Linked DNA regions of Homo sapiens: region 1 is linked to region 2. The links are chromatin contacts, found by Hi-C in ENCODE. All regions are on one chromosome and are shown on one strand. The core of a region is the stretch at or near the end of the contact, and the rest is flanking DNA. Distances in the headings are between cores, read along the strand shown.

Region 1 (5,513 bases), core at 2,337-4,836, 440 kb after region 2:
CCATAAATATGTATGTGTGATATATATATGTATATATAGCAACATTTAAGAGTAAATTGTTGGTTGAGCACAGTGGCTCATGGCTGTAATTGCAGCACTTTGGGAGGCCAAGGCAGGAGGATTGCTTGAGGTCATGAGTTTGAGACCAGCCTGGGCAACATAGGGAGACCCCTGTCTCCACCCAAAATAAAAAAGTTAGCTGGACGTGGTGGCATGTGCCTGCGGTCCCAGCTATTCAGGAGGCTGAGGTGGGAGGATCACTTAGGCCCAGGAGGTTGAGGTTGCGTTGCAGAGTGAGCCATGATCGTGCCACTATACTCCAGCCTGGGCAACAGAGCGAGACCTGTCTCAAAAAAAATAAAAAGTAACTTGAAAACTTCAGTGTGCTTTTTTTTTTTCTTTTTTTTTGAGATGGAGTCTCACTCTGTTGCCCAGGCTGGAGTGCAGTGGCACAATCTCGGCTCACTGCAACCTCTGCTTCCTGGGTTCGGGTGATTCTCCTGCCTCAGCCTCCCGAGTAGCTGGGATTACAGGCAGGTGCCACCACACCCGGCTAATTTTTTGTATTTTTAGTAGAGATGGGGTTTCACCGTGTTAGCCAGGGTGGTCTCGATCACCTGACCTCGTGACCCACCCTCCTCAGCCTCCCAAAGTGCTGGGACAAAAAAGACAAAAATGCAAACCATCAGTGACTCTGGATAAAGGATTATAGGAATTCCTTCTATTGTTTTGTAGAGACCCTGTCTCTAAAAAAAAAAATGGGGGGTGCTGGGACAGGGTCTCACTCTGTCCCACAGGCTGGAGTGTAATAACACAATCCTAGCTTACTGTAACCTCAAACTCCTGGGCTCAAGTGATCCTCCTGCCTCTGCCTCCCAAGTAGCTGGAACTACAGGCACTTGCCACCGTGCCTGGTAAAGTTTTACATATTTTTTCCAGAAATGGGGTCTCATTATATTGCCCAAGCTGGTCTCAAACTCCTGGCCTTAGACAATCCTCCCACTTTGGCCTTCAGTGTGCATTTTCCAAGAACAAAGACACTCTCTTATATTCCCTTACATTTTCTTACATGGTACAGTTAACACAATCAGGAAATTAAGTATTAATACAGTACTACTATCTATCTCATCCATTGCCCTAACAAGGCTTTTACTTGTTTTTCCTGTGTCCAAGATCACACAACAGCATTTTGTTGCCAGGTCTGTTTATTTTCCTTCTCCAAGCATCTTACTGGAAGGCACATGATATTGGATATTGGATATTGGTTTATGCCAATATAGTGACGTAAAGTTTGATGACTTGATTAAAGTGGTGTCTGCTACTGTGGAGTTATTATTTTTCCTTTGTAACAAATAAGTAATTTGTGGCAGCATACTTTGCAACTGTATAATTATCCTATTTCTTATCAAACATGTACTCACCAGTTTTAGCATTCATTGATGATTTTCTCCCTTCGTCATTCCTTCTATATTTATTAGTTGGCATTCTACTGTAATGACGAGATTTCCGCCAGGCATAGCGGCTCACACCTGTAATTCTAGCACCTTGAGAGGCCAAGGCAAGAGGATCACTTGAGTTCAAGAGGTTGAGACCAGCCTGGGCAACATAGTGAGACCCTGTCTCTACAAATAATTTAAAACAAAAATTAGCCAAGCATGATGGTACATGCCTGTAGTCCCAGCTATTCGGGAGGCTAAGGTGGGAGGAACACTTGAGCCCAGGAGACCAATGCTGCAGTGAGCTATGATTGTGCCACTACACTCCAACCTGGGCAACAGAATGAGACCTTGTCTCAAAAAAAAAAAAAAAAAAGAAAATTTAAAAAGAGAGATTTCCCCTCCCATTTAAAAAAATGCATTTATTTATTTATATCTATATGGATTCTTATTTTATTCAACGGGATAAGGCCCATTACAAATATTATTTATTTTGATACTTAAATTGTTTCAGATTCGGCCAGTTAGGAGTCTCTCCAAACTGGCTTCTGAGTCCTTACAACATCCCATTTTTCTTGGAGCACTTCCTTACATTTTGGCACAAGATGTTTCAGGCTAATCCTCTCCAGCTTTTCCTGCTCCAGCTTTGGAATAAACCATTTCTCAAGGATCCCTGGTTCCTTTAGTGAAGCATGATATTTAGAAACCAAGACCTGGGTGCTTACATGCTCATTCCTATTGGTGTGTCGTTGCTTGTAGGCCCTGTCAGCAGACAGGATTAGGCAATAGATTATACACACACATATATACACACAGAAATAGCTATAGAGACATAGATGTATATTAGAAAATATGAATTCCTACTGATTAACTCCAGTTCCAATGTAATAAACTTTCCATATTTGTAACTTCTTTCCCCAACAGTGAAAAATCTGGTTCCCCTTAGACTTAAGCTCAAGAATACACAGAATGTAGTTTCAGAATTGCTAGTCCATAGCACTGCTAAAAGTAAACCTAACCAGAGTTCAATTTGCTAACCTTTTTTTTTTTTTTTTTTTTTTGAGACAAAGTCTCGCTCTTGTCGCCCAGGCTGGAGTGCAATGGTGTGATCTTGGCTCACCACAACCTCTGCCTCCTGGGTTCAAGCAATTCTCCTGCCTCAGCTTCCCGAGTAGCTGGGACTACAGGTGCCTGCCACCACGCCCTGCTAATTTTTTGTATTTTTAGTAGAGATGGGGTTTCACCATGTTGGCTAGGCTGGTCTCAAACTCCTGACCTCAGGTGATCCGCCTGCCTTGGCCTACCAAAGCTCTGGGACTACAGGCATGAGCCATCGTGCCTGGCCTGCTCACATTTTTAAAGGTAAAATTTATATATATAGAAATGCACAAGTCCTAAGTATACAATTCAACAATTTTTTATAAATAGATACACCCTTGTGACTTATAGTTTTTTTTTTTGTTTTTTTGTTTTGTTTTGTTTTGTTTTTTTTTGACACAAGGTCTCATTCTGTGCCCAGGCTGGGGTGTAGTGGTTGACCATGGCTCACTGCAGCCACCACCTTCCAAGTTCAAGTGATCCTCTCACCTCAGCCTCCAGAGTAGCGAGGACTACAGGAGCACACCACCATACCTGGCTAATTTTTGTAATTTTTGTAATTTTTGTAAAGGTGGGGTTTCACCATGTTGCCCAGACTGGTTTCAAACTCCTAGGCTTAAGCAATATACCTGCCTTGGCCTCTCAAAGTGCTGGGACTACAGACATGAGCCATCACACCTGGCCCATACTTCTTTCCTTTCTTCTGCTTCTGCTGCTTCTTCCACTTCTTCTTCTGCTTCTTCTTCTGTTTCTTTTTCTGCTTCTTCTGCTGCTGCTTCCTTCTTTCTTTCTTTCTTTTTTTTTTTTGGTAGAGATGGGTTCATGCTATGTTGCCCAGGCTGGTCTCGAACTTCTAGACTCAAGCAATCCTTCCTGCCTCAGCTTCCCAAAGTGCTGGGGTTACAGGCACTAGTCACCATGCCCTGCCTAAATCTTGCTTCTTTTTTTCCAATTTCTTGATGGTTACAGTCCTGTCTTCCAGTGACAGCCCGAGACAGGAGCTTGTGAGGTTTCCTCACGAGGGTTCCTTGTGAGCATGACTGAGATAGACAGGAACCATGTGTCTTGTGGGTGATTAGTAAATGTGAAACTACTCAGCCAACCCAGAAGATGTGGCACATGGCCAGAGTTGGGAGGACAAAGAGAGAAGGTAGGTGGGCTCCTACACACACTGAAACGCTTATTAATGACTCTCAGTAGTGCAAAGGCAAGACTTCTGGTGCAGGGTAGAAACTATGGTTCCTTAGAACCAGGAAGTTACACCCAGGTTAATATTTCGATAACAGTGGGGTTGTAATAGCTTATTTTCCAGGCTCCCTAATGAAAAGGGTCAGTGTGATTCAATCATGAGAGCTTCTGAAAAGGCTCTTTGACATGAAGGCATTTAGCTCTGCTCTTCATGTTGGCCCTTGACTATGTTAACAGTTTAATAAGCAGTTGCTTGTTCTGTCTGTGGCTTTGGTGTGCTTGAATTCCTCCCAACAAGGCTAAAAGCTCCTTGAGGGAGGTGACAGTATCATGCATTTTTCTGTTTTCCTACCTTGTCAGGTGACCAGGAAATGTCTAGTAGATACTTCTGAATTGAATCGAGTCTTCTTAGTCACCTTGACAAGTTCTTGTTTCTATTGTATCTGACTTCCTAGTGAGTAGGCACTCACACTGGCTGAATACATCATAAACCAATTCCACTAAATTGTTGCTAATCAAATTGTTAGTCCTTTCAGGAATCTGTGTTTTAGCAGATGACAATAATGAATGAGCGATGCTTATTAATCCAAATAGAATTGACCCAATAGTGGAATTACAGGCAATAGGGAGCTGGGGGGAGAAGGACTTTGATGAGCAGGGGGCTCCTTGCTGCCTCACCAGTAGTGCCACATCACCTGTGTCACTCTTCCCTGAGGTCACAGAATGTTGGGCCATAAAGGGATCATTATCTTTTTCTGATGGACCTCTTTTGCTCTCCTGACTCTTCTCTTTCCTATTCAATTTTAGTTTGTTTCCTTTGGTCCAACAGCAAATTGGCTGTAGCACCTTCTTCTAAAGAGCCCTGTAGACACCAGCATCTCTTGCCAGGATCTCCTAGTGCAAACCCTCTAAGCTTTCTGCTTTTATCCCCTCTAGCAAGACTGTGCAGATACTAGCGGGCAGGCAACCAGGGCCTCTGTAGGGCTGGGATCCCCTCCACAACAGGCCAGATTCATTCCGGAATTTGGTTCCAACTCTGTAGATCCTAGATTTCCTCAGCTGCTCAGTGGTGCGGGTTCTGCCTCTGCCTGCCTTCCTCTGCTGCCCTGACCCTGGTCGAGCCCTCACTGACTTTTACCTAGATTATTTTAACACCTACTTCCTAATGAGTCTACCTGCCGCTGGCTGTGGTAAGATGTATAACTATTCGGGCCGTGATCCCAAATTTACGATTAGCCTCCTACTGGGGCCACCACTGGCCCCACTACTCCTTGAGAGGTATGTGCAGGTGACAAGTCTAGGGAAAGAGACCATTTAATACCCCACTTAGAACTCCACCCAAACAATCTAGACTGGGCCACAGCTGAACTTGTGGGGGAGGTTCTTATTTGGATCCAAGGCTAATGGTTGTCTCGCAATCTTGGCTTCAATTAGAATCATCTGGGGAACTTTAAAAACTACCAACATTTCATGATGAAATTTTGCTGTGTTAAAACAAATTTTTAAAAAACAAATAGGGCTGGGTGCGGTGGCTCACGCCTGTAATCCCAGCACTTTAGGAGGCCGAGGCAGGCAGATTACTTGAGGTCAGGAGTTCGAGACCAGCTGGCCAACATGGTGAAACCCCACCTCTACTAAAAATACAAAATAAATTAGCCTGGCATGGTGGTGGGCACCTGTAATCCCGGCTACTCTGGAGGCTGAGGCATGAGAATTGCTTGAACCTGGGAGGCGGAGGTTGCAATGTGCTGAGATCATGCCATTGCACTCCAGCCTGGGCAACAGAGTGAG
Region 2 (5,418 bases), core at 1,509-4,008:
CAGACTTGGGACCCAGGGCCTTGCCTCCCCAGTGACGGCAGATCTCATCAGATCTGTCATTGTAATTGGTCCTGATAGCTTCCACCAGCTTAGCCAAAGCCCCTTTGTTTTCCGAGTTAACCTGTGTGAAAGCAGCATTGGTGCAGGTCTTCCTGTGGACTAGACATCCCAGCCTTGCCTTCCTTTTGATAACGCAGTAAGGGACCTCCATTTTATGGCACAGGGCAGGCAGGAAGACAACCAGCTTGATGGGCTCGACATCCTGTGCAGTCACCACGGGCTGAGCCTTCTTGTTCTCCACCAAGGTGGTGACGGTGTTAACTCCTGCTCGAAGGACCGGTGGTCTCTTAGTGGGGATGCCCCCTTTGCCCAGAGCTTTCTTCTCAGCCAGGGCCAACAGCCTCTGCTGCTTCTCTTGCTTTGTCTCTGGGCCAGCTTAAACAGCTGAGTAGCTGTTTGGCCTTCCAGGTCCTGGGTAAACTGGTTAATCGCAAGAGGCACTTTCAGCCGCTTATAGAGAATGGCTCTCTGCCCTCATATAGTGGGGCCATTTCACAAAACGAGTGAGCTCGCTTTCAGGCCGGATGTCCTGTCCGATGCCAGAATTCTTAGGCTTTTTCTCAAACAGGGATTCACCACTTTCTTGGCCTGCTGCTTCTTTACGACAGCAGAGGCCAGAGCCACCTTTTTGCCCTTGGCCTTCTTTTCAGCATCTTGGGTGGCAGGAGGAGAGAGCAATTATAGTTTTTTAAATTCCTAGTCAGATAATTCCAACATTCCTGTCATATCTGAGTCTGGTTCTGATGCTCATTCAGTCTCTTCAAACAGCATTTTTTGCCTTTTAGTATGCCTTTTAAGCTTTTGTTAAAGGTGAACATGGTGTACTGAGTTTTAAAAAAAAAAAGTAAAGTAAATAGGATTTTAGTAATGCAGTGGTAAGGTGTCTGGGCGGAGGGGGAGGAAGTGTTCTATAGTCCTACGATTAGGTCTCAGTTTTTATTGTTGTTGTCTTTCTTTTTTTTTTTTGAGACAGAGTCTTGCTCTGTCGCCCAGGCTGGAGTACAGTGGCGCAATCTCAGCTCACTGCAACCTCTGCCTCCCTGGTTCAAGCAATTCTCCTGCCTCAGCCTCCCAAGTGGCTGGGATTGTAGGCATGCACCACCATGCCTGTCTAATTTTTGTATTTTTAGTAGAGACGGGGTTTCACCACGTTGGCCAGGCTGGTCTCAAACTCCTGACCTCTGGTGATCCGCCCGCCTCAGCCTCCCAAAGTGCTAGGATTACAGTTGTGAGCCACTGCACCCAGCCTGGTCTCAGTCTTTTGTTGAGCCTGTGCCCCTGCACTGTGAACTTCACAAGTGCTTTTCAGGTGTTTTTCCTCTTAGGTGAGACAAGATAGCTAGAGGAGGCTGGAGTTGGGTCTTTCACTTCCCCCAGGTAGGTTAGGCCGTGATAAAGCCCCAGCAAGTAGGGCTCTGGTAAAATAGTTTCTCCTGAGGCAGGCCTTGTTAGGAAAAATAAAACGCTCTGGTGTATTTCAAAATGGTTTCTTTTTCCCCTCCCCCTGCCAGAAGCACAATATTTATGATCTAATATCGTATGTATAGTTGCAATGTTTTTGGCATTTATCTTGCTTGATTTTGAGCTTCCTGGATCTGTGGTTTGGTGTCTGACATTAATTTGGGGGAAATTCTCAGTCATTATTGCTTCAAATATTGTTCCTATTCCTTTATTATCCAATAACATTATCCGATATTTATTGTGAGGAGCTGGTAGAGTTCCCAGAAGTAAAACTCACAAAAGTGTGCCCCCATCCCCACCTTGACTGGGTCTCCCTGGAATTTTTAACTCTGAGAGCTGCCCACACTGAGCCTCTATTAATTCATCAATTACAGTTCAGTTATCCTGTCACTGGTTCCGCAGAGGTTTCTGCTCCAGTAAGTTGTGATTCTGCTTCTGCCTGTCTCTCTCCAATCTTTGAGGCAGCAGTTTGCCCTGTGATCTCACTCTCTGACAGATCTAAGAAGAGTTCTCGATTTTTCAGTTTGTTCAGCTTTTTACTTATTGTAAGGCCAGCGTGGTAACTTCTAAGCTTCTTATATGCCAGGTGGGAAACAAGAAGTCCTATCTAGGTTTTTTAAAAATTCACACATCATATGTAATTTATCTAAAATTGACACATATTACTTATATAGTAAAGAAAAAGGCTCATTTTTGCTTTTGTTTTTCCTGCTTGACATATGCAGTTTCTTCCTCAGTAAAGCTCAAGTCAAAGGCTTCTAAGGCTAGATTCTATATAAGGAGCAAACAGGATTTGGGAAATACTCTTCTACTATAGACCATGCTTTATCATAATGGCTTTTAAATTTGCATTTGTTGCCTCGTGACCACAAAATAGCTGTTGTGATTTCAGACATTATATCTCAATTCAAGGTACGAAGAGAGGAAAAGCAGCATAAGCCCCGTCTGTCCTTTTCACTAGGAAGACAGAAAATCCTCAACAAATCCTGCTTCAGTCTGGTTGACCAGACCTATGTTTCAGGGATGCTCCCAGCTACAAGAGGCTGGGAAAAGAAGCCTCTGAATGAAAATGTGATGGGCAGGCAAGAAAGGAATTGAGAATGGCTGCTGGGTTAGGCAATCCAACAGAACTTTATAATATTTGAAAATGGTATTAACCTTTCCTTCACATTATTGATTCATTCCTTCTGCACAGACAAGAATCAGACATTGACTAAGCTTATGAGTTTACTGTAACCCTGCTGACTCATAGTGTTTATTCAAAACCAATACCTTGATATTATCAACAGAGTCAGGACTGAGAGAAACTGTTTTTAATAAAACAATTTAAAGTTCTAGCAGGAGAAAACAGGGTTGTTTTAATCTCTACCAACCCCACTTTCCCACCTTATTAATTATACTTTTGGAAGATCTGGATAAGCCTACTCAATCTTCAAGTCTCATTAAATATTTCCTCTTTATTGAATCCTTCTCTAGATCGTAGATCAGTTTAAGAACTCCCTGCTCTATGTTCTCATAGGCCTCTGTTCTTCGCTTATCACAATACTAATGCTTTATTTCAATTCCTGATTAGAGTTCTGCCTACCTGACTAAAGAGCAGAGTTCATTGAAGTCAAGGATTGTCTTCCCTGTTCACTGCTGATATATAGTATAGACTTGTCAATAAATGTTTATTGAATGAATGAATGATTGCATCCCCCTTCCAACACCACCAAAAACTTCAAGATATCTATTATCCTATAATTGTCACACAGGGTCAAATTAGGACATCGAAACCACTCAGAATAGTTAAAGCAGAGGGAATTTACTACACTGACTTGATAACACAGGAGATAAAAGATGCTGAGACTGGATCTCAGCATCTGAGACTACCTGAGAAGACTACCTGAGAATGGATGTTACCTCAGATGGGCAGAGCAACAGCAGGAAGCTCTTAGGACCCTTGGGTTGGAGGGACTATATGAAAAACTAATATTACTACAACCCCAACGGGTCACAAATGTACAGCAGAAGTCCCAGTACAGTGTGGCTCACCTGGGTCCCCTATTTAGAGTCTCATAAGGTCAAAATCAAGATGTTGGCAGGGCTGCACTCCTTTCTGAAGGCTCTAGGTATGAATCTGCTTCCAAGCCCTTTCAGGTTGTTGGCAAATTCAGCTCCATGATAATGTAAGACTGTGGTCCCAGTTTCCTTTCTTTAGTGTCAAATAGGAGTGACTTTCAACCTCTAGAGGCTGCCCCCACATTCCTTGGTTCATGCCTCCCTTCATCTTCAGAGCCAGCAATGGCAGATCAAGTCTTTCTCATGCTTCCAATTTCCCGGACTTCCCCTCTGCCTTATCTCTCCTGCTCCCAGCCGGAGAACTCTCTCCTGTTTTAAGGGCTCATATGATTAGAGTGAGTCCACATGGCTAATTCACAATAATCTTTCCATCTCATAACCTTAATCACATCTACAAAGTCCCTTTTGCCAGGCAATGTGTGGACATCTTTGAGGAACCATTATTCTGGCTATAACAGCCTCCCATTAGTCAAACTCAGCTAGATTTCAGTTGGTACAAGGTGCTGAGAAACAGGCCTGCAGAGCAGGAGAAGAGTGAGGAATATATCTGAGGACAAGCAGGCTCAGTATCACTACATTTTAAGATGACAACATGTTTTTTCTTCTCAAACTTCGACTGGCCTAACAGATAATTGGCCTGATTTCAACTTGTCAAAGATAATGAATTAATCCCAATTACTATAAAAACAAACGAACAAAACCCACAGTGATGACATACCTGAAATTATATTAATTCAAATATAAGGCAATTGTCAATTGGCTTCCATTATCTGCCCAACCCTGATTCTCAAACAAGAGTCAGCGAAAATTATTATCTTCAGCAGAGGAATATGAAAATGAGGCCTAGGCCAGGGAGGGAAAATGCATACAATTCCAATCTCAAGAAGTGCAGAGTTTGAAGTGAGTCCCTGAGTCCACAGTATATTCTTGGCCCAGTCTCTGGATTAAGCCATCGAGATGAGAGCCAACTAACCCAGAGATTCCTGGAATCATTTTTGCTGTCCCAGAAGACTCAGCCAGCCACAGGACCCAGAATTGTCCCCAGAAATATTTATGTCAATAAACTGCTGCCATATGATATCAAACTCCAGCAGGGACCAGGATAGACTGGATAGCAGAGTCAAACTCTTAAAATTATCCAGGGCAATCAATGAACAACTCTACCTTGTTGTAATTTTGCACTCTGAATAGTTTTATTAACCACAAAATAACAAGACTGCATTTTGTACTGCTTAAGTTTTTGGACCACACAAGTTTCAGAGATGGTATTTACAGTATTTCAAAACTCAAACGATCATTTTTGGTAATCATCCTCCAGCATTCAACTTGCTTCTAATTAACAAGCCTGCATGGCAGCAGTGCCTAAAAGGGTTACTTCAACATTGAATTTTGTGAAAGCAACAAAAGAACTGTTGACAATAACAGAACTAGTACATGGAATGCTAACACTACAGTCAAGCATAATGAATACTATAGATGACCAATGTTGCAAGGATTCTGTCAGAAACACTCATTCCCTTCTGAGTGAAAACCTTTAGTGAGGTTGATATGACTGAGAATAGGCTCTACTCTGGTCCACTTTACATTTTGTACTGTCCAAACTCTGCTATGCCTCTCATCTCTTGTCTCACTCAGATCTGCATGCAGTAGGATGTCACTTTCTTGCATCCTTGACCTTTAGCAGAAATTCTCAGTCTTTGGTTGTTTAAAATTCACCTTGCTGGGCGCAGTGGCTCACATCTGTAATCCCAGCACTATGGGAGGGCGGATCATGAGGTCAAGAGATTGAGACCATCCTGGCCAACATGGTGAAACCCCATCTCTACTAAAAATACA

The links. Hi-C counts contacts between places; a loop is a spot of excess contacts on that map. Pooled maps may share reads with other maps.
Region 1: a loop to region 2 is called in a map with no recorded cell type, with 2.7 times the contacts of the local background. The contact joins two enhancer-like sites. A Hi-C loop is called at or near these places in 6 of 37 single-sample maps with no recorded cell type and 3 of 50 pooled maps.

Annotation. Positions count from the first base shown.
Region 1 is chr14:55,096,569-55,102,081 of GRCh38, reverse strand. All of the region lies in intron 1 of LOC124903318 (a long non-coding RNA gene), which reads left to right. Among named protein-coding and RNA genes, the nearest start is that of LGALS3, 30 kb to the left of the region's middle. RefSeq lists an enhancer at 3,279-3,378. Within about 2 kb of position 3,586, at least 18 of the 41 ENCODE cell types and tissues checked have a DNase peak (open chromatin) inside an H3K27ac peak, as active enhancers do.
Region 2 is chr14:55,538,696-55,544,113 of GRCh38, reverse strand. It overlaps the pseudogene RPL7AP4. Among named protein-coding and RNA genes, the nearest start is that of KTN1-AS1, 39 kb to the left of the region's middle. Within about 2 kb of position 2,758, at least 2 of the 41 ENCODE cell types and tissues checked have a DNase peak (open chromatin) inside an H3K27ac peak, as active enhancers do.